2 separate regions of the Homo sapiens genome follow, and region 2 is linked to region 1. A link is a loop called in an ENCODE intact Hi-C map of the cell type or tissue named here. Cell type or tissue: endothelial cell of umbilical vein. All regions are shown on one strand. Links, peaks and the distances in the headings refer to the core of each region. The heading gives the core; the rest is flanking DNA.

Region 1 (11,716 bases), core at 3,717-11,716:
ATAATTTATAATCTAGATAAGATTATTTGGTGTGCATTAATCTGTATGACTTAATCTGATATTTTCAGCTTTTAAATGGGCATATCTTTGGCAGTTTTCAAACAATTCCTAATTAGTTCACAGATGGCATTTCAGAAATAAATGATTGATCAACATGCAGTAGAGAGGAGTTGGCATCATACTGAAACTGAATAGCTTTAGGATAATCAAATTTTGGAGAGATTTTAGACCATACAGTGCATCATTTGAATTCTACTTGTAATGTCACCTTATGTTTGTATAGGACTTTGTTGGTTACAAAGGTTACAAGTACTTTGTTGTGTATCATTTGGATTAAGCATAGGTCTCGTATATTTAGTTACATAAATCATCTGTGAGGACTGTCAGAAGATAATATTGACAGGTTTCTATTCATTTGGCAGCATCCTCATTCTCTCCTTCCTTATTATTTGGGGTTATAAGTGGTAATAAAAGACTTTTAGATCCTGCAAAATGTCAGACAGCTAATATAATGAAATAATAATTTGGGTCTTTTAATTCCCTATAATGTCCCCTGAGAGACTCAAGATAAAGATTATATGTGTAAGCATAATAGAATAATCTACAGTTTGTTTTGTTTCTTTTCTCTTTGTCATTGGTAGGTACATGGTTTAGATCCAAACACATGGAAAACTGTTGAAATTGTCCATATAGATATTGCAGATAGAAGTCAAGTTGAACCAGCAGTAAGTATTACTCAATGACATTTAATCTGTTCCCTTTTACAGTTAAAAATTATTTTCTACTATCACATTTGGGATTAAGTTAAAAAAATTATTTCCTTTCTTTCTTGTATGGCCTACATTTCTATGCCGAAGTGAGCTTGGAGTGAAGTCTAGTACGTCTGTGCAGCAAAGAGACCAGAGTAAGAGAGAAGGCGATTTGTTTTCTGTGTAGATTTTGGCTTTGTGCAAGTGATCCCTTTAAGAAATCCCAGTATACCTGGGAAATGTAGGTTGTTTTCATTGAAAAACAAAAAACACATTGTTTACAAAATAATTCTCCCTCCAGCTAGGTCCCTTTTACTTTTCAAATGTGATTAAGAAAGCAAAAATTTAATTTGCATACAAGTATTTAGTAACTCAGCTACAGTTGTTATTTGTGGAAAATGGTTGGTGTAGAGTATCTTTTTAAAAATGTTCTTTTAGATTCCAGAAGTAGGTGTAGAGTATTTTAATTTAATAGTTGTTTAGCTTTCTATTTTGAATCCTATTAAGATGTAAATATTTCTACTCCTGGCTTTTGACTTAATAAAAAAATTTCTTTTTCACAAGTAAAGATGCTTATTCCTCATGCCAGATTAAGACTCAAGATAAAGATTATATATGTAAGCATAATAGAATAATCTTAGGCTGGACACAGTGGCTTCCACTTGTAATCCCAACACTTTGGAAGGCCAAGGAGGGAGGATTGCTTGAGCACAGGAGCTTGAGACCAGCCTGGACAACATAGTGAGATCCTGTCTCTAAAAAGAAAAAAACGATTAGCTGGGCATGGTGGCATGTGCCTGTAATTCCAGCTACATGAGGAGGCTTAGACAGGAGGATTACTTGAGTCCAGAAATTTGAGGTTGCAGTGAGCCGTGATCGTACCACTGCACCCCAGCCAGGGTGACAGAGCGAGATCCTAGCTCAAAAAAAAAAAAAAAAAAAAAAAAAGGCTAGACATGGTGGCTCAAGCCTGTAATCCCAGCACTTTGGGAGGCTGAGGCAGGAAGATCACGAGGTCAGGAGATCGAGACCATCCTGGCTAACATGGTGAAACCCCTTCTCTACTAAAAATACAAAAAATTAGCCGGTATGGTGGTGGGCGCCTATAGTCCCAGCTACTCGGGAGGCTGAGGCAGGAGAGTGGCATGAGCCCGGGAGGCGGAGCTTGCAGTGAGCCGAGATCGCGCCACTGCACTCCAGCCTGGACAACAGAGCGAGACTCCGTCTCAAAAAAAAAAAAAAAGGAAAAAACAGACCCCTGTCTCATCTTGCCAAAGTTTATGAATATTAATGTGGTTCTTACTTTATAGTGTGCTAAGTGCTGCTTTGGTTTTACACAGCATGTGTAAATACAAGCACTGGTCCTCTTCCTCTAATCTAGAGAGCTAAAGCTTTGGAATAAGAGTGGTACCCTTTGTTTTGTCGTGGTCAAGCACGGTATGTTCAGTAGGCGTCCCTTTCCATTTCTATTTTTGGTGCTTATTCCCTGAACTTGAGCAGTGTTGTAAGTGAAACAGAAATAAGTCAAACGCTAAATGTCTGGTTTTGCTGTTGAAATTTAAAGGTAAACTTGCCTGAACAAAGGTCCCCGACCTTTTCTCAGATGTCACTGGGGTTGAGACTGCCAGCAGTGACCCAGTGCCAGGCTGGGCCAACTCTGCTAGGGCCCCCTTCCTGCTTAGAAGTGTGAGCACTGATAAGGGACTTTTGTTCTAGAAGTTCTTAAATTTTAGTTTTGCTGTGATTCGAAGTTGTTTCAATTTTAGGGATATTTCCACCTTTGACATTATATAGGGAGTTTTTCAATCTGTAGAAATGAAATGATATATCTGTTATGCCCTTTTATTTCTCTTGGTATTGTTTACAGCTAAGATTTACTATATGTGAAAGAATGATGGGAAGAGAAGTAATTGGGAGTAATGAGTGAGTTAGTTAATGACTAGGTCAGGACAGCTTACAAGCCTGGAGCTGCCCATCACTAAAATACCAAGCAGCAGTATGCCACACCAGGATCGGGTGCCCTGGGGAAGGCATTCCCATTATGTTGTTGGTGTTTGAAAATGCTATAATGACCAAACAAAATGGCTCGACTGACTCAGACTTATGGTCCATAGGTTTGCAGTCTACGTTGTTCACCAGCAGAGTACAAGATACCTTTGGTTTTGCTGGAGGCATAAAAATTCTTTGTTCCTGTCCTCAGGCGAAAATGGGCAGTGTTTACAGGCATGAATGCTGGTGGAAAGAGCAGAGTAAGGGCAGATTGCACAAGAACCGTGGAGGCCCTGGTTCCCATCACCTCCACCTCAGCACAGACTTCAGAGAGGAGAGGAGGCACTGGATGCATGACAGCAGCACTTGAGATAGGTGCTCCAGGTGGAAGGCACTGCACATGCAAAGGCTGAGTAGGTAGTTCTCTGTGTGAAAATGGTGATGTTTGGGGTGGATAGCTAGTGAAAAAGACTGGATTGAGCCCAAGTGAGGAGGATCTGTGTTGTGAGGTATGGAGCTTTGACTAAAAACATACATTCTAAAACTAGGTGGGCTTCAGATTTCCATTCTGAGGCTCTGCCACCTACTGGCTATTTAATCTTGGACAAGTTGGTTAGCCTCTCTTTGCCTGTATTATCTTGTGTAAAATGAGAGTAATTATAAGATTAAATGTGAGCACTTAAGAGTATATTAGTCTGTTTCATACTGCTGTAAAGATACTACCCATGACTGGGTAATTTATAATGGAAAGAGGTTTAATTCACTCACAGTTCTGCATGGCTGGGGAGGCCTTGGGAAACTTACAGTCATGGTGGAAGGGGAATCAGGCACGTTTTACATGGCGGCAGGAGAGAGAGGAGGAGGAAGGAGGAACTCCTAAACAGATCTTGTGAGAACTCACTCACCGTCACCAGAACAACATGGGGGAAGCTGCCCCCATGGTCCAGTCACCTCCCTTCCTTGACACATGGGGATCACAGGTCCCTCCCTTGACATGTGTTAATTACAATTTGAGATGAGATTTGGGTGGTAACACAGAGCCAGATCTTATCATACAGCCAGTGTGTAGTTCAGTAAATGCTAGCTGTAATTATCATTATTATTAGCTCCAGTTGTACAAGAGTTCCAAGAGTCTGTGTTCACACCAAGCATTGTCTGGGGACTAAACACAACCTGCGTATATGTGGCTTTTTGATGTTCATAGCTCCTAATTTCCCATTACGTTTTAGAGATTAGTAAGATATAAATTTATTTTAAAGTTTATTGAATTTGCAGGAACTATTTTTTATTGGGATAAAATACACATAATCTAAATTTTACCCTTTTAGCCATTTTTAAATGTATAATTCAGTGGCATTTGGTACATTAACAGGGTCCTGCAACCATCACCACTGTTTAGCTGCAAAACGTTTTCATCACCCCAAGAGGACACCCTGTACTCATGAACAGTCGTTCCCTGATTCTCCTTCCCCCTAACCTCTGGCAACTGCTAACCTGTTTTCTGTCTTTTGGGATTTGCCTATTCTGGATATTTCATATAAATAGAATCACGCAACGCACAGCCTCCTGTGGCTGGCTTCTTTCTTATACTTCGCATTGATTTACAAGATTCATCTTCGTAGTGTGTGTCAGTACTTCATTCCTTTCTATGGCTGAATAATATTCCAGTGTATGGATAGACCACATTTTGTTCATGCATTCATCTGTTTTTTGTTTTGTTTTGTTTTTGAGACAGAGTCTCGCTCTGTCGCCCAGGCTGGAGTGCAGTGGCGCGATCTCGGCTCACTGCAAGCTCCGCCTCCGGGGTTCACACCATTCTCCTGCCTCAGCCTCCCGAGTAGCTGGGACTACAGGTGCCCACCACCATGCCCAGCTAATTTTTTGTATTTTTAGTAGAGACAGGGTTTCGCCATGTTAGCCAGGATGGTCTCGATCTCCTGACCTTGTGATCCTCCTGCTTCAGCCTCCCAAAGTGCTGGGATTACAGGCATGAGCCACCGCGCCCAGCTTCATACGTTCATCTGTTGATGGACATTTGGGTTTTTTCTACCTCTTGGCTGTTGTGACTAGTGCTGCTGTAGACCTTTGTGTCACAGGAGCTTTTCGTCTAATGTGCTGTCTTGGGGGATAATTAAAGAACTGTTACGTAAGGATTATCAGACCTTTTGATGTAAAAAAAAAAAATAATTCCAGTATGCATATTTCTCTGTTACAAAAAGAAAGAGAAGAACTTTTTGGTGGCAAAGTTGCCCTTGACAGTTTTTAAGCCTGGAGCAGAGCATTGAGCTTCCAGGGTTGGGATGGAGGGTGTGGGGGTGGGCGGTGTTGAAGGCAGGTATGGGTGGTGGCAGGAGAGCTAGGACCAGACCCCCATTTCAGGGAGGAGGTGACTGTGAAATCTAGTGGTGCAGGGACCCTGGGTCTGCTCTTTTCTTCTGCACATCCTTGTCTGTCCACTTTCACAGGCATTGACAGCTGCCCCTACACTCTAACCCTTTAATTTCCGCCCCATTGTTTGGGCCTTGACTAGTTAGTGTTTTAGGATTAGCTTCTGTCCCAAACACCTGGACCACCTGAAGGTCACTACTTCTTACCAGATCCAATTTGGTTTTCTGTTAAGTTAATTAGTTCATTTCATTCTGCCCTTTTAGGTAATTTTGTCACTCGAATATTCTAGTCTACAGTGTAGAGAAAAGGCACAACACCTTTGCTATTCTAAAACGGTAATGTCATAGCAGTCAATAGTACTGAATGCCTGTGCAGTGTGTACCAGTGCTGTGCATGCAGCACTGTGGTAGCTGTCGAGGATTTGTATAGCACCTACAAGAGACTTACAGTCTTAGCAAGAGAAGCCCAGTACAATGAAGTAGTTAACAAGTGGCAGAGGCTTACAGCGTGGTCCAAAGTGCTGTAGGATTTCAGAGAAGAGAACAGATGATCTGTAAGAATGCAAAGCTGAAAAGGCTGAAGGAAAGACTCCTGACATGAGGATGTGTAGAGTTTTGATGAGTGGAACAGTCATTACACTTTTTCCTCTTACACTCGTTGCTCTGACACATTATACGTTTATTTCTTCATTTTTCTCTCTCCCTTCCAAGTAGAAATTAAACCTGAGAGGGAAGAGTCTTTGCAACCTTAGCCCATGTCTCCCCAGATCCTATAACACTGTCTGAAATGTAGTGGGTACTCAGTGAATTCCTGTTAATAAATGAATCATAGGCAAGCAGAATAGAAATGAAGGTACAGGTGTACCATCTGACATTGAATTGGAGTAGTTTTTCGAGCTGAAGGGAACCTTAGCTACCTAGGCCTCCTTGCATTTAGACTGTGCTTCACATAATCCTAAGAGTTTCTTGCCCCCTCCTCCCTCAGGTTATCAGGATGGAGCAACTAGAATAAGGGGCTGAGTTCCTTCCTGTTCCCTCTCCCAGCGCAGTTGTGCTTGCTTGTCGTTAGTCTTGACTGTAAGATTTACTTTGAACACACAGTTCTGCAGCTACAGAAATTTTGGTTTCAGGGCTAACCTCCTGAGGCCCAGGTAAGCTAGTATTTCTCATGATCACTTAGCTAATGCCTAAAGTGGAAATCCCAATTCTCAGATCACTGACTGATTCTTCCCTAGCTCAGGCCTTGCCAGGGCAGTCACTCTTCGAGCTGCCACTTGAGCATTCTCTTCCTCTCCTCACACTGCTGTGCCACGGACCATACCCTATGCTTTCCTGTTCCAACACACTACTTGTTCTCACCTCCTTTCTGGGACTCCTTTCTCTGTCCAAAGTTGACATGTCCTTCAGGATCTAGGTAGGTCGGAGCTTGCCTCCTCCAGGGAGATTTCTTTCAAGTTGAAATCAGTCTTCCTCTCTGCTGAATTTCAGAAGCTTTTGCTCATTTCATTGGTGTGTTTTGTTCTCTTTGTTTAGCAACCTGTTCCCTTTTTACAGAGTAGGCCCTTCATAAATATCGGTCAGATGAACCTGATGAGCTTGAGAATAATGATGAAACTAAACACTATGAGCCAAGAGTTTGTACTGGAATACAAAATCAATTTGATGTCCTTTTGATAACACCTGGGTTGGCAAGGGATGAGGAAGCAGGCACTCCCATACATTGTCTGTGGGAATGTAAATTAGTGGAACTGTTGCTAGTCTAGCAGAATTACAAGTGTACATAGCCTGTTGACCCAGCAAAATTCTGCTTCTAGGAATTAACTCTACCCACTGTAAAGTGACAGGTGTATAAACCTAGGATCAGAAGTCTAAGTGTTTCTTTATCAATCGGGAACTGATTAAAATCATTGTGGCACACTCATGTGATGGAGTTCAGTGCAATCATTAAAAGGGAGTGAGCTCTATTTGTACTGATGGAGAATCCTTTTCAAGACAACCTGGAGGGAGAAAGACAAAGAAGTATGTATAATATGCTTCCATTTGTTATATTAAAAGGGAGAAAAATAGTTTGCTTAGTTATGTATGGACTATCAAGAAGAATGCATAAGATGCCATTAATAGTGATTTCCCTTAGGACAGGAATGGGATGGAAGAGTTGAGGTCTGACAGAGATGTGTGCAGTGGATCAGGGGATAAACTCCTCTCACCAACTGTATGGTTTCTGTTGCTGCATAAGAGATCACTACATATTTAGTGGCTGGGTAATGTGACCTGATTAGTTTGATTAATTAAGGGAATGGCCTCCCATTACCTTTGCCACAGTCTGTGGCTTAGAAGCAGGTTAGCGGTTCTGCTTGCACTTAACGGGAGGGAATTACATGAGGGTGACTTATGGCAGGGAGGGGTTTACTTTAGGATGCATCTGCCATACCAGCAGTCAATGTTTAGTGCCTAAAACTTGCTCTTTAAGGATTGGAGTGACACTAGAATCGAGAGCTTAGTAACTATGAATAGGCCAGTAAGTGGGTGTGGGATTGAGTGGGGGTGGGGCTGCACCCCATGGATTGGGTCGCCTGTTAGACCTGGGGAGGTGGGGTGGGTGGGGATATTGGAGCAGAATCTCCTTCCTAGATTTGCTGAGTCTGTCTTGTTCCGGGGACCAGAGGACAGCTTGTGGAGGCTCAGGTTGGATGGTTGAATGGCCAGATCCAGATCCTACCCCTTCAGTCAGCCCCAGCTCTTACCCTGCAGCTCAGCTGGGAGCCTGACTCTCTTGCTTTGTAAACAGGGAATGATCCCCTTTCACAAGACCACCATCATGTCTGGGCCTGTACTAGGAGGCTGTAGCTAGAACCTGCGTTTTTCTCAACACTATTTTTATGACCAAAGGGCAGCACCTTCTGAATGGGAGATCGTGTGACTACTGGGAATTCATGTTCCTCTAATGCGCCTGTGTTTAGTGGTAACACCTCACATGTAGAATCTGGTTACCTATGCAGTTGTGAATATCCAGAAGTCAGGTAAATCACTGTCTATAGTCTTACCCAATTTAAAATTTCATGATTTGACCTTTTCTCCCTTAAATGAATGTGTTGGTGGTGATTTGGAAAAAGAAAATTAGGAAGACCTTCTGAAGGTATAGTGATCCTCAAAGTTTGTACTTGTGGCACCTTGACTCCTGGAGATTTTTGTCTCAGTCTGATTTAATCAGTGATTTTTCATTCTGTATTTAATGACTTCTGGTTTTTCTTGAGTGAGCTAATTAAAAAAAAAGTTAAATGGTTGAGTTTCTTTCATATTACTTGCTTTTAAAAAGAAAGAAAACAGCTGCATTATTAAATTTGAGTGAAGTCCTCAGAGTCAGGACAAACATGAAATAGTTGGGAGTGCAAGAAACCAAGAATTTGAAACTCCACCTGGTGGGGGCTTTCTGTCACTGCAGGTGAATGTAATACAAATGCAGCCCCAAATATTTTAATTCAGAGTGATTGTTGATTACTCTTAAGATTTAACTCTCTCAGCTAGGTTGTCAGGTGGCTTGTATACCACTCTTGTAGATTTGCTGTCTTTGGTAGTGTTTATGAACTATACTTCACCATGCAGAGAAGAGATGGGATTTGACTCATGGCATAACTGAATACTTGAGTGGATGCTTTGACATGTTTACATAATTGGAGGGTGACATCATCACAATAACTCTAGGAACAAGGATTTGTTTTAAAAATCTGTCAGTGTGACCTAGGGTCACAGAGTAGTTTGCTACAAAAATCATATGTATTTAAATATATGGGTCATTAAGACTTTTTGTTGATGACTTGTGGGAAGTCTGTATATGACTATTGCTTTAGCCACTGTTCTCTGTAATTTTCTAGAAGCTACATCACTTCCTGATGAAAGAAGCCAAGTAGTCTGGGATTTCTGCATAATGTCCTCACTTAGTATCTTTTGTCCCTTCAGAATGTACCTACCATAGGAAACGGATTTCCTGTTTCAAGAGAAAGTGACATTGTAGTGAAGTGTTATTAAGTTGTTATATCCTTTAAGAGGGAAGCGTCCTTCTGCTGGTCATCCCAGTGGTCACAGAGTACACCATGCTCCAGCAGGACACACCTCACGCCCTCTCCATCCTCAGAGCCCCTTGTTTTAAACCCAGGCATCACTTCTAAAAGTCTTCCTCAGTAAGCTAGATGCCTCTTGGCGGTCAGGATTGTACTGTACTCATCATTTCTGTTTCCAGGACCTAGCAAGATGCTGGATGCATGGCGTGGCATAAGCTCTTCCATAAAGGTTTGGTAGATCAGAGAGAATTTGCAAATGTTTTTTCTGTCTAGTATTATAAAAAAGAAGAAGAAAAGGCTTTTTGGAGGAGTTGAAGTTTTTATTGTTCAAATAGTAAATGAAAAAATAAAATCTACTTTAATTCCTTCTTTAGTAATTCTGGATAAGATATATATTATATGCCTTAAATTCTAAAAATTTTGGCCAGACACAGTGGCTCATGCCTGCAATTCCAGCATTTTGAGAGGCTGAGGCAGGAGGATTGCTTGAGTTCAGGAGTTCGAGGCTGCAGTGAGCTATGATCATGCCACTGTACTCCAGCCTGGGCAACAGAGACTGTCTGAAGAAAATAAAATTTCTGAGTGTTGTTTCTAAATGAGCAAATACCTTTTTGGTCAGATTAAAAAGTGTTTTGGTTAGATCAAATTGTAGTAAGAACCAGGAGTATCCAGCATAAAACACCACAGTGTAAGTTTTAAAGTTTTTTAATTTCTAAAGTTGTCACTGATACACAACCACAGTAAAAAGTTTAGGATTCCTTAAATGTCCTGATGAAATGCACATGCATATCTTCAGCACATTTCCAAAATATACACAAATGAGTCAGTTGACATCTGCTTCTGCTTTTTTTTTTTTTTTTTTTTTTTTTTTTTTTTTTTTTTTTAGGTATAAATTTGAATCTGGCTCTTTTTAATCATCTCCAGCACTTTGTCTAAGTAGCTTTCCATGATTTATATACAAAAGTCACTTCCCGGGAGAGGAAGACTCTTTAAAGTGTAAGCTGAAGTATACACACGATTAACATCAGAGAGACCTTCGTTTTTGGAAGTAATTTGAAAGAAAATGAGCATGGTTTAGAAAAAAAAAAAGAAATTGGAACCACATTTTTAGATATTTATGTATAACAAGAAAGGATTGTATCAGCCTTCCTCTATAGTACATACTATGTGACTTTATTTGTATAATTTTCAAGGTACTTTTTAAGTAGAAACAATGTTTAATCCAAAATTTTAAGGCTTACATACCTAAAAGTGATGCACCTTAACATCTGAGTGTTTTTTACATGTTAATAATAAGGAAATAATGATATAAAAGCATTAAATTGAGAGATGTAGTTTAAAAATCGGGATCCATTTAATATTGAAATGAATCAAATTTAAAGAGAGAATGAAATTTTTCCCCTCGTCTTTCAGCATGTTTGAGTGTAATGCTTCAGTTCATGGTGAAATTTTTCCTAAATGAGATGGTTCAAGATCAAGCATTAGCATTGTGTGACCACAGTGCCAAGACCATGGCTTTTCAGCATCACCAAGGATGATGTTCTTGAAAGGAAGAGACACAAGCTAGAAACTCGTGTGCCATATTCGTTTTGGGTCACAGAATGTGCAGGGTATGCCCTGATTGATAGGGAACTTCCCTGCAGAGTAGGAGGGGTCCCTGTTTTGTGGGCTACGCAGTAAGTTTGTTGTGCTCCTAAGATAAAGCTCAGATTTCATTCATATCACGTTCATCTTTTTGTCCTTTTTAACTTCACACTAGTTGTTACTCTCATGTGCCTCTTCCTTACCTGCCCATGAATATAATTTCCACTGTCATATTTACCCAAAATCTCCATCCTTTTTTCTGGTACCTTTCCTCATTTGCAGATGTCCCCCCCAGGGGGTAATGGGGACACAATTACGGGCTTCGAGTGCTGCAGCCCTCCTGCCTGCCCCAGGCAGCCAGCCTTCCCTCCCTACACTGTGTGGTCCCTGGGTTGTTGCTGCTGTTGAGACTCTGGACCAGTCTGCAACATCTCTTTCCAGCAGAAACACTTCGTGCAAGCAGCTTTTTCAGCACCAGCTTCTGCAGCAAAGCTGTGGGTCCACTCACTAGTCACATTTTTTTTCTTAATACCCCAGAGGACACAGGCACTCCCAAGTGGGAGCATGAGGCTGCTGATAATCAGCTCAGCCTCCTTTGCAACACCTGAATCACCTCTGCTGAGTCCAGCTCACTCACACCTCCCCCGTCCTGTCCCCAGTTTGGTCTCCTTTGGAGACCATGGTCATTAGGCAGGTCTGTACATGCATGACTTCCAGTTGTGGGTTGGGTCTGTCCACTAGTCCAGTTCTCTGAAGATTGCCTGGAAGTTAAGAGGTGGTTCTTTTTAGAGCCCCTGAGGGTCGCTGGGGAGCATTTTTAGCTAACTTCAGAGCTTGCCTGTCAAAGCCTTTATTAGGACTCAAGCCAAAACCCTGAGTCCCTTTGCATTCAAGTGTGGTCTGCCCGCAGGCAGCTTATTAGAAATGCAAATTTGTTGCCCCTTCCCTG
Region 2 (9,209 bases), core at 1-8,000, 100 kb before region 1:
AGCAAGCCCCCAGCGTGCCCCCAGTTGGCTCGAGGAGGCCAACACCCAGGGTGCTGGGAGGCCCTCTCCACTGTTACCCTGTATCTGGAAACTGTCTGGAGCCTTTCAGTTCTCGGGTCCCGTCACCCCCGAAGTCCCTCCGTCCTTGCTGCCACTACACACTGCTTTTTTGGGGAAATGGAACTGCCTTCTCTACCCATTAGTCACCTCCTCCCAGGCCAGGCCTCTCAGCTGCCCCTACATGGCCTTGAGGCCCCTCAGGCCCACTTAAGGGTTTCCTCTTTTTCCTTGGTATTATCTTCTGGGGTGGGTGTGGGGGCCATGGGTCAAGTTCCCCAGCCCCTACCTTCTAACTCCTCCTGGATACTCCTTGACCCAGTGGGCAGTGTGCCTTGGAGGCCCCCCGCTCCTGAGGGACAGCCAGGGCTGATCGTCTGTCCTCCCAGGCAGGCTTGTTTCCTCCTGGCTGGTGTGAGTACACACTTCCTCCTGTCTGGGATGCCTGAGCTCCGGCATCCCAGTGTTTACTGTAAAAAAAAAAAAAAAAAACCTCAGGTGACATCTTGGACCACTCATGCCCCTCCGGTGAGGGCACATGTGCCTCATAGGGCACCCAACATCCCAGAGTGGACAGGGGTTTCCACTAGAGAGAGGCCCAGGGAGGCCTGATGAAAGCTGTTTGCACTACTGTTTTTGGGTGTGTTTTTAGGGGGTGGGGTGTAGAGCTGGGGTCTCGCTATGTTGCTCTGGCTTGTCTTGAACTCCTGGACTCAAGTGATCTGCCCGTCTTGGCCTCCCAAAGTGTTAGGATTACAGGCGTGAGCCACCACGCCTCTCAGCTGCCGCCACTTAGCCTTGAGGCCCTGTACTACTGTTAAAACACTCACTCATGTAGTTCATGCAGCAGTGACTTGGGTGACTTCAGCGTAGAAGTGCCAGGCACCTGTTCAGGCCCTGGATGACATGAGGGCACTTCCCGGTGGAGGGAGGTATAGGCTCCAGAAGCCAGTGCGGAGGGACCAAGGCTGAGTGGGAAGAATGGGGAAGAAGGGCATTGCCAGCCAAGACCCCATGATGGGGCTGGGCTGTGGGCAGTGAGGGGGTTCCTGAAGGGCCTGAGGGTTTATCCTAGTGGGCAGGAGCCATTACATGGTTGAGGCAGGCCCCTGACCTGTGTGTTCAGACACATTGCTTTACTGTCTGCGGAGAGTGTGGAAGGGGTTGGTTTAGGGGAGGGACAGAATCCTTCTGTTGTACCAGCCCTCGAGGGCTCTGATGGTAAAATCCTTCCCTTCTGTGCCCTCCCTTGCAAGATGCCTAGTCAGTGCCCCAGTGTCACATCCTCAGGCCTGGCCACGTGGGCTATGTGGGGTTGCAGCAGTCAGCCTGGCTTCACCCTGGGGCTTTGTGTACCCTCAAAGCCATGCGGATGGAAACCAGGGCTGGCCTGGGTCTCTGACTCACCCCCAATTCCCCCTCAGGTGGAGAAATCCCTGCAGCGCATCCAGAATGGGCAGCGCAATGCCATGTACACATCCCAGCAGAGTGTGGAGAACAAAGTGGGCGGCATCCCTGGCTGGCAGGCCCTCCTCACCGCTGTGGGCTTCCGGCTGGACCCCCCAACCAGTGGCCTGCCAGCGGCTGTCTTCTTCCCAACCTCCGACCCGGGCGACCGGCTCCAGCAGTGCAGCAGCACACTCCAGTCCCTGCTGGGTGAGCTGTGGGTGTAGGGCTGGGGCAACAGGCCTGGCTGACAGCAGGTGGAACAGTTGGTGGCCTTGGGCCCCGCATTCATGAGGATGCTGGATCTCCCAGCTAGGAGCAGGAGGGTGTCCTGAGAAATGGCAGGGGGTCCCAGATACAAGCATCTCCACACCTGGAGGAAACAAGTGCCATTTACCTGCTGTTTCCATCTGTGATGGCAGGCATCTGCGCCCCACTGGCGCTGCCCCTTCCCGGGATGATGGGAGGTCGTGCCGGCAGACACTGGCCACTACTGCCATTGTCATCAGCAGCTGTGGCCCCGATGAAGCTGTGCGGCCAACCCCAGGGTGAAGCTGGGTGCTTGACTAGGGGTGGTGCTGCCTGGGTCCTGGGAGTGTGGCCACGCCTAGAGGACTGCGGCAGGGTCAGGACTCAACCCACTTCCACCCACCTTCCTGGGAGACCACGCTGTCCTTTTCCAAGGCACACACAGACACACATGTCTAGCTGTGCTGAGCTTCTGAAAAATGCCACCGATGCCAAGGATTTAGGGTTCTTTCCCCTGGGAAGGTGGCAGGCTTTTGGGTGCAGAGGCCCTTCTGAATAACTTCTACCCTTTTTTCTTGGTTTAGGTCTGCCCAATCCTGCCCTCCAAGCCCTTTGCAAACTCATCACTGCCTCCGAGACGGGCGAGCAGCTCATCAGCCGGGTAAGTCGAGCCTGGAGGGCTGAGCCAGGGCCTGAGGCCCATGCTGATTTGGAAAGGCAGAGCAACTTGGCCCTAAATAGGAACCTGTAAGTGAATGCAGTCTCACCGCCTTTGTGATTCAAAGGAGAAGGTGAGGGCCGGGAGTAAGAGAATAGCCCTGCCTGGCAAGTGCTGTTTACCTGCTGTTTCCATCTGCGATGCCAAGGCATCCGTGCCAGCGGCACTGCCCCTTACCGGCATGATGGGAGGTCGTACCAGCAGACACTGGCTGCTATTGGCATTGTCATGGGCAGCTGTGGCCCTGATGAAGCTGTGCGGCCAACCCCAGGGTGAAGCTGGGTGCTTGACTCAGAGGGGCACAGAGGGGCAGGTTTGCATAGTGTTCTCATATGTGCTGAGCATCCAGGGCCTTCAGAGGATGCTTATGGGGCCCCTGTCACCTGTGGTCTCAGGGCATTTCCTGAAATCTCCACTCGGTGGTCTCCTGAACCTTGTCCTCCTCACCACCCACTTTTTCAGCTGATTGACGAGTGTTACAGCCACCCTCCCCAAGCCACCAGGTGTGGGGCCAGCCCACCAGGATGGCTGCAGGTGTTCCCACGCTTCTTTGATCAAAGTACTTAACCATGCCTGAAACAAGATAGTCACCAAGGCAAAGCAGTGAACCCAGGAGCAACTCTCATGCAAGACACTGCTTAGCAGATGTGCTTTCTTTTAGGAAAATACAGATCTAGTTCAGGAGTTCGGCGGGTTCCAGTTCTTAGCATCATGTAGGTCCTTTGCAGCTTGGCCTGGGAGCTTCTCAGTACCCATGCTGCACCACTGCGTTCTGGCCAGTGAGGGTCTGGACCAAGCCCCTGGGGGGACAGCTGTGGGAGCACTTCTGGAGGCTGGAGCAGCCCTTGAAGAGCACAGAGTTGCTTTTCTGGCCATTTTGGAGTGTAACAATTTGAAAAAGTAATATATGTTGTTATTAGAGATATTTGCCAGCAAATTTCACTGAAGTGGAAATATTTCTATGGAGAAATAAAGCTGCTCCATCTACTATTAGCCTCTGAAACACACTGAGTGCTACCTAGGGCTGTTTCCACCTGGATTTGGAACTTAGAACCAACAGTGACCTGTCCCCTTGGCTGAGTCCCTGCTCATTTTGTAATAAGTGTATTAACGCCTGCTCGTTGAATAGCATCAGGAAGACACTTCCAGAACACTGCATATTAAAGCATCCTGAACCCAGGCGGTCTAGAGGTCTGTGTTCTACAAAATCTGAAAGCCAAAATTATACTCCATTTGCAAGGCTGTGCTGAGAGGCCAAAAAGCCAGTTGCTTAATTTCTTGCTTTTGATGGGAGCACAGGGACTTTCTGCCTGATACGCTGTTGGGCCCTAGGGACATGTCCCGAGGCTGCCCCCAGTGGTGGCAGCTGGTGGACCTTTCCTGGCTCACTCAGGAACCAGGGACTTTGGTTTCCTGAGCTGGCTACAAACGCCCGCTGTGCTCTTTCCCTCCCGAGCCTCTACTGGCTGGGAAGGGAGGCCTGGCTGATGCTGCCCCTGAGCCCCTGGATCCGCACGCGGCTGGCCTGGGTGTGGCTGTCCGTTCTCCTGTGTGTCCCCTGCTGACTCTTGCTCCTCTCCCCTCCCAGTCAGAGCCGCGGGCCTGGTGTGGCGCTTCCTAAACAGTGATCAGCTCATGTTGCATAACAGCCTGTGCTTGAGTCTAAACTCTCTTCTTTCTCTCTTTCTTTCTTTTTCTTATAATCTGCTGGCCGAAGGCTGTTAAAAATATGGTTGGAATGGTGAGTACTACTTTAAGTAGCAACTGTTGTCAGGTGAGCCCCTCAACCCACCCACCCCCGAGTTCCCCTGGGCAGGCTCTGAGCTCGGGGTGCACGTGCTGTCAAACGGAGCCACACGGGCTGCGGCGCCCCCGCGGGTGCGCACTGCTGCTGGACTGGCGGCCCGTCCCCTTCTCTGCTCTGCCTCCCCTCTTCCTGCTCCGCCCTTCTTGCGTCCTTGATTTGACCTCCTGAGGTCCACCAGACAGCAGGGGCAGAACCAGCTTTCAGTGAGTGTCACTCTGTGAACCCACACACAGACCCCTGAGGAGAGGCCACAGACCCTGAAATCTGAAAGGAAATGGACACTTGAGTGGGTAATTCCTCGAGCTGTGAGGCTCTAAGATGTAACCGGGTTCCACTTCGCCATCCACCTCAAGGTCCTAAAGATGACTTAAGAAAGTGGGAGGTGGCCGGTCCCCTAACTCACCCCTTCTACTCTCCATGGCCTCTCCTGTGAGGCTCTCCCACGCCTGAGGGAAGACACAAGGCTGGAAGCAGAACCCGGCCCCGGCCCCAGGAGGCCACACAGCCTCTTGCCCCAATGCCCCATGAGCTTCCCACAGAGAGGACAGCAGGACAGTAGGTATGAATGCACCTGAAAAAGAATCTCAAATGCTACACTCATGAGAGGGTCATTAGCGATGCCAGTGACAGGTGACATAAGAATAATGGGTCGAGTCTTGAGGTGGGCTGGAGGGGAAGGAGACACAGGGTGCTCACGCTGTCCCCCCTTCCTCAGCTCCACCAGGTGCTGGTTCAGCTCCAGGCTGGCGAGAAGGAGCAGGACTTGGCATCAGCTCCCATTCAGGTCTCCATCAGCGTCCAGCTGTGGCGGCTCCCGGGATGCCACGAGTTCCTGGCAGCTCTAGGTAGGCAGAGAATCCTTGACTTAAATGGGTTCTTGAATTCCATCTTTTAAATCTCTGTTTTTCCTCCTGGTTTCTGTTGGGCAAAGTATCTCAGTGTCTTCTTAAAATATTATCTTAAAACAGTTAACTCAGGCTGGGTACAGTGGCTCACGCATGTAATCCTAGCACTTTGGGAGGCTGAGGGGGAGGAACACTTGAAGCCAGGTGTTTGAGTCCAGCCTGGGCAACACAGGGAGACCCCATCTCTACAAAAATTAAAAAAAATTAGCCGGGCATGGTGGTGCATGCCTGTAGTCTCAGTTACTCAGGAGGACTGAGGCAGAGGATCTCTCTTTTTCTTCCAAAAAAAAATTAACTTAGATTCCAGTGGTTTAGCAGGATTCCCAAATGGTACAAATGGCTTTGTGCCATTTCCTCTGCACTGTGATTTCATCTCTGTCATTTGTGCCCATTACCTTAACATGAACCTGCTAGACTCTAGTATTATTGGAGGTCAAGTGTTATTAGGAGCTAAAGAAAACTAAAATTAGAGTCATAAGATGATAATGGTTTCAGTGTTGTCCTCTGTCAACGGGTACTCAAAACTGGCAGGAAAACAGTACTATTGAAACCACCTCTGAGAGACCATGGGTACCTAGGACTGCACATAGCAGGGGCCTCAGTCAGTGCAGGACACTCGATTTCCCTTTTTTACCATTTGTAACGTGCAGGTGTGACTCCTGACATATTGCTGTGTACCTGTAATGGTGCATCTGTTGATAGAACACAAGAGGCTGTGAGCCACTCCCCTCCTGCCCCACTTAGGGGCCCAGTGACTGGCTCGGGAACCATTCACTCCACAGGTTTCTTTTGAACACCTGTTATGTGTCAGGCAATGTTCCAGGCACTGGAGATGCAGCAGTGAGCAAAAGACTAAATTCCTACCATCCTAGAGCTTGCACTCTACTGGGAGAACACGAACAAACCTAATACAGTGTCTAAGGGACGCCTTAGGAAGCCAGGGAGCACCATGGCAGGCAGAAGCAGATGGGTGGGAGCAGGGCCAGGACAGGCCCACAGAGACTGGGATGTTTGCAGGAGAAAGTGCCAGGCCGAGGGAACAGCCACGGAGGGGTCGGGGCGGGGTAGGGGGCAGGGCAGATCTGTGGGCTGTGATGCCAGGGAAGGCCTTTGGATTTTAAACTGAGAGAAGTGGACACCCTTGAGAAGATGGCACTGTCTGACCTCACTGTTACATGGATGAGCTGTCAGACATGGCCCGACAGAGAATCCTTAAAAATGCTTCTTTCCTGCCGGGTGCGGTGGCTCACTCCTGTAATCCCAGCACTTTGGGAGGCTGAGGTGGGTGGATCACCTGAGGTTGGGAGTTTGAGACCAGCCTGACCAACGTGGAGAAACCCCGTCTCTACTAAAAATACAAAAATTAGCCAGGCATGGAGGCGCATGCCTGTAGTCCCAGCTACTCAGGAGGCTGAGGCAGGAGAATCATTTGAACCCAGGAGGCGGAGGTTGCTGTGAGCCGAGATCGCGCCACTGTACTCCAGCCTGGGCGACAAGAGCAAAAAGCTCTGTCTCAAAAAAAAAAAAAAAAAAAAAGCAAGCTTCTTCTCGCTCGGGGTCCCACTGTCTAACCTGTTTTGTGGGTGACCTTCCCCGACCACCTCAGCTCAAGGCTGGCTCCTTGTGTTTTCAGACACGTCGTGTATTGTGAAGGTAAAGTGGGGAGCTACAGTGCCTCACAGGGGTTCTGAATCCCCTTGGATTAGAAGCTTGGCATCCTTTACAGGTTGCATTACTTGGTTTTTTATTTTTTTTTAACTTTTTTTGTAGAGATTGGGTTTCACCATTTTGCCCAAGATGGTCTTTTTAAACTCCTGGGTTCAAGCAACCCTCCCACACAGCCTCCCAAAGTGCTGGGATTCAGGTGTGAGCCACTGCTCCTGGCCTACATGCTTTTCTTCTGTGGGTTTAAAGCATCATTTTCCTGGTGTAAACATAGTAAATTTCTATGTAGGCAGCAGCAGATGGACGCTAGACTGAGAAGGGCTGGGTTCCCATCCGGGATGCTTCTCTTGTCACTTCTGTGAGAAGCCATAGGGCAAGCCTTGGGGGGCACTGCCACGAGTGAGTCAGCAAGAGGAAGCCACAACCACAACCTTTTTTTTTTTGGAGACAGGGTCTTACTCTATTACCCAGGCTGGGGTGCTGGAATGCAGTGGCGCGAGCTCAGCTCACTGCAATCTCCACCTCCCAAGTAGCTGGGACTTGAGGCATGCACCACCCACGCCCAGCTAATTTTTGTATTTTTTGTAGACACAGGGGTTCGCCATGTTACCCAGGCTGTTCTCCAGCTCCTGAGCTCAAGTGATCTGCCTGCCTCAGCCTCCCAAAGTGTTGGGATTATAGGCGTGAGCCACCGCACCTGGCCAAGACCTTGCTTTATAAAGGAAAAGCTCTCTTCCTCATGGAGCCTGAGGCTCCCTTTGGTGTGGGGGTGGTGGAGCCAGGCTTCCTCCCCTGCACACTCCCTGCTTTTGAGGTCCCTTTGCCAGATACATCAAGAATAGTACAGAAGGAAACCCAAAAACTCTTAACACAGGCTGTCTCTGGTGTTGGGATTATGGGGGACTTTAGTTGATGTTCCAGTTATTCTCTGTATTTTCCAAGAGCCACTGATACTCAAGGGGCGAGTCGGTCTGCATGCATTTGCAAGCTTTATGGCCTTTTGACATACAGCTCGGGGAGGAGAGTGGTGTCCGGTAGGCCTGTCATCTGGAGAGAGGTGGCTGGCTCGCTCCCAGGGCTCCAAGGCTCCAAGAAATGCCCCCTTTCCAGTCCTCAGCAATAAGCACACACCTTCACAACCCAGCATGGGCTGTCAGAGATGGAGAGGACTCAGTTCTGAGCAACCCCATTTAAATCATTTTGGTAAAAGTAGAGGTTTCTAATGGAAGCATTACATTGATACTATTCATTATTGGTTTTTAATGCTGAGTTCTCTGATTATGTCTTCCTGTTGCTTTCAGGGGCTGTTTACTTTCAAATTCAGAGGAAAATGTCCCATAGTGACCAGAATGCTCCTCTAGTGAACCTAATTCCTAAGGGAATGATAGTCTCCAGATCCCCGAATACAAGTCAAAAGGCTGGCTGCCTAGATAGAGAGACGGAGGGGTTTCTCCTTTGGTGAATGTGCTGTTGCTGAGTCACGACACATAGCATGCTGACAGTAACATCGTGTACTATGGGCCCCCTTACTTTAACACTGTGAGGTCAGAGGAGAGGGTGTGGCATCGTAGGTACCCAGCACTTTGCAGTGTTGTCAGGGGAGTTCAGTGATCTACCCAGTGCTCTCAATGCAGGGACCAGGGATTCTGAGTGAAGATTTTCAATGCTGAAGACTCTTCAGGCCCTAAATTCTTGCTTTGTGGTCCCTGTCTGTATTAGTCTGTTCTTACATTGGTATAAAGATACCATTCGAGACTGGGTAATTTATAAAGAAAGGAAGTTTAATTGACTCACAGTTCTGCATTGCTAGGGAGGCCTCAGGAAACTTACAATCATGGCGGAAGGCGAAGGAGAAGCAGGCACCTTCTTCACAAGGTGGCAGGAGAGACAGCACAGGAGAAATGCCAGACACTTATCAAACAACCAGATCTCGTGAGAACTCCCTCACTATCATGCGAACCAATCCAATCACCTCCCACCAGGTCCCTCCCTCGACATCCAGGGATTACAACTTGAGATGAGATTTGAGTGGGGACACAGAGCCAAACCATATCATCTGTGGCCATAGCATCTGCACTTGGCTTCTCCCCAGGGAGACATACTTGCAGGTGTCCCTGTAATGTCTCTTAATGTGTCTAAGTACCACGTCCACAGTTTGTTAGCCAGCCTCTTGCTCAGGAAGCTCCATGCCCTGTGTTACACCTGCTCTGAGTCTCATTAGAATCCTTAGAATTAGGGAGCAGCACCCCTGGGCTTTGGCAGAGGCAGAGAAGTCACTGCAGATCCCCCATTGTCAGCGATCATTTCAAAGCCCACGGGGGCAGACACTGAACATGCATGAAGGCATTGTCTTTGCCCTTGA

Evidence for each region. Peaks named below come from ENCODE experiments on the same cell type or tissue, not always from the same donor. Only the 100,000 strongest peaks of a DNase experiment are listed, where the experiment ranks them.
Region 2: it touches region 1 in a loop (3-fold over the local background); 102 of 110 quality-filtered maps call a loop at or near these places.

What each region holds. Positions count from the first base shown.
Region 1 is chr22:27,883,564-27,895,279 of GRCh38, reverse strand. It overlaps PITPNB (phosphatidylinositol transfer protein beta), which reads left to right. Exons shown (of 12, transcript NM_012399.5): 7 at 642-725. Among named protein-coding and RNA genes, the nearest start is that of PITPNB, 30 kb to the left of the region's middle. In endothelial cell of umbilical vein, for the core only: a CTCF peak has its summit at 8,559 (motif pointing left); a DNase peak (open chromatin) is centred at 8,839; H3K27ac peaks cover 2,647 bases.
Region 2 is chr22:27,985,791-27,994,999 of GRCh38, reverse strand. It overlaps TTC28 (tetratricopeptide repeat domain 28), which reads left to right. Exons shown (of 23, transcript NM_001145418.2): 18 at 1,482-1,713; 19 at 2,337-2,413; 20 at 4,188-4,211; 21 at 4,993-5,122. It overlaps TTC28-AS1 (TTC28 antisense RNA 1), which reads right to left. Exons shown (of 5, transcript NR_026963.1): 3 at 347-527. Among named protein-coding and RNA genes, the nearest start is that of MIR3199-1, 70 kb to the right of the region's middle. RefSeq lists enhancers at 1,126-1,645, 1,646-2,167. In endothelial cell of umbilical vein, for the core only: a CTCF peak has its summit at 3,824; a DNase peak (open chromatin) is centred at 3,829.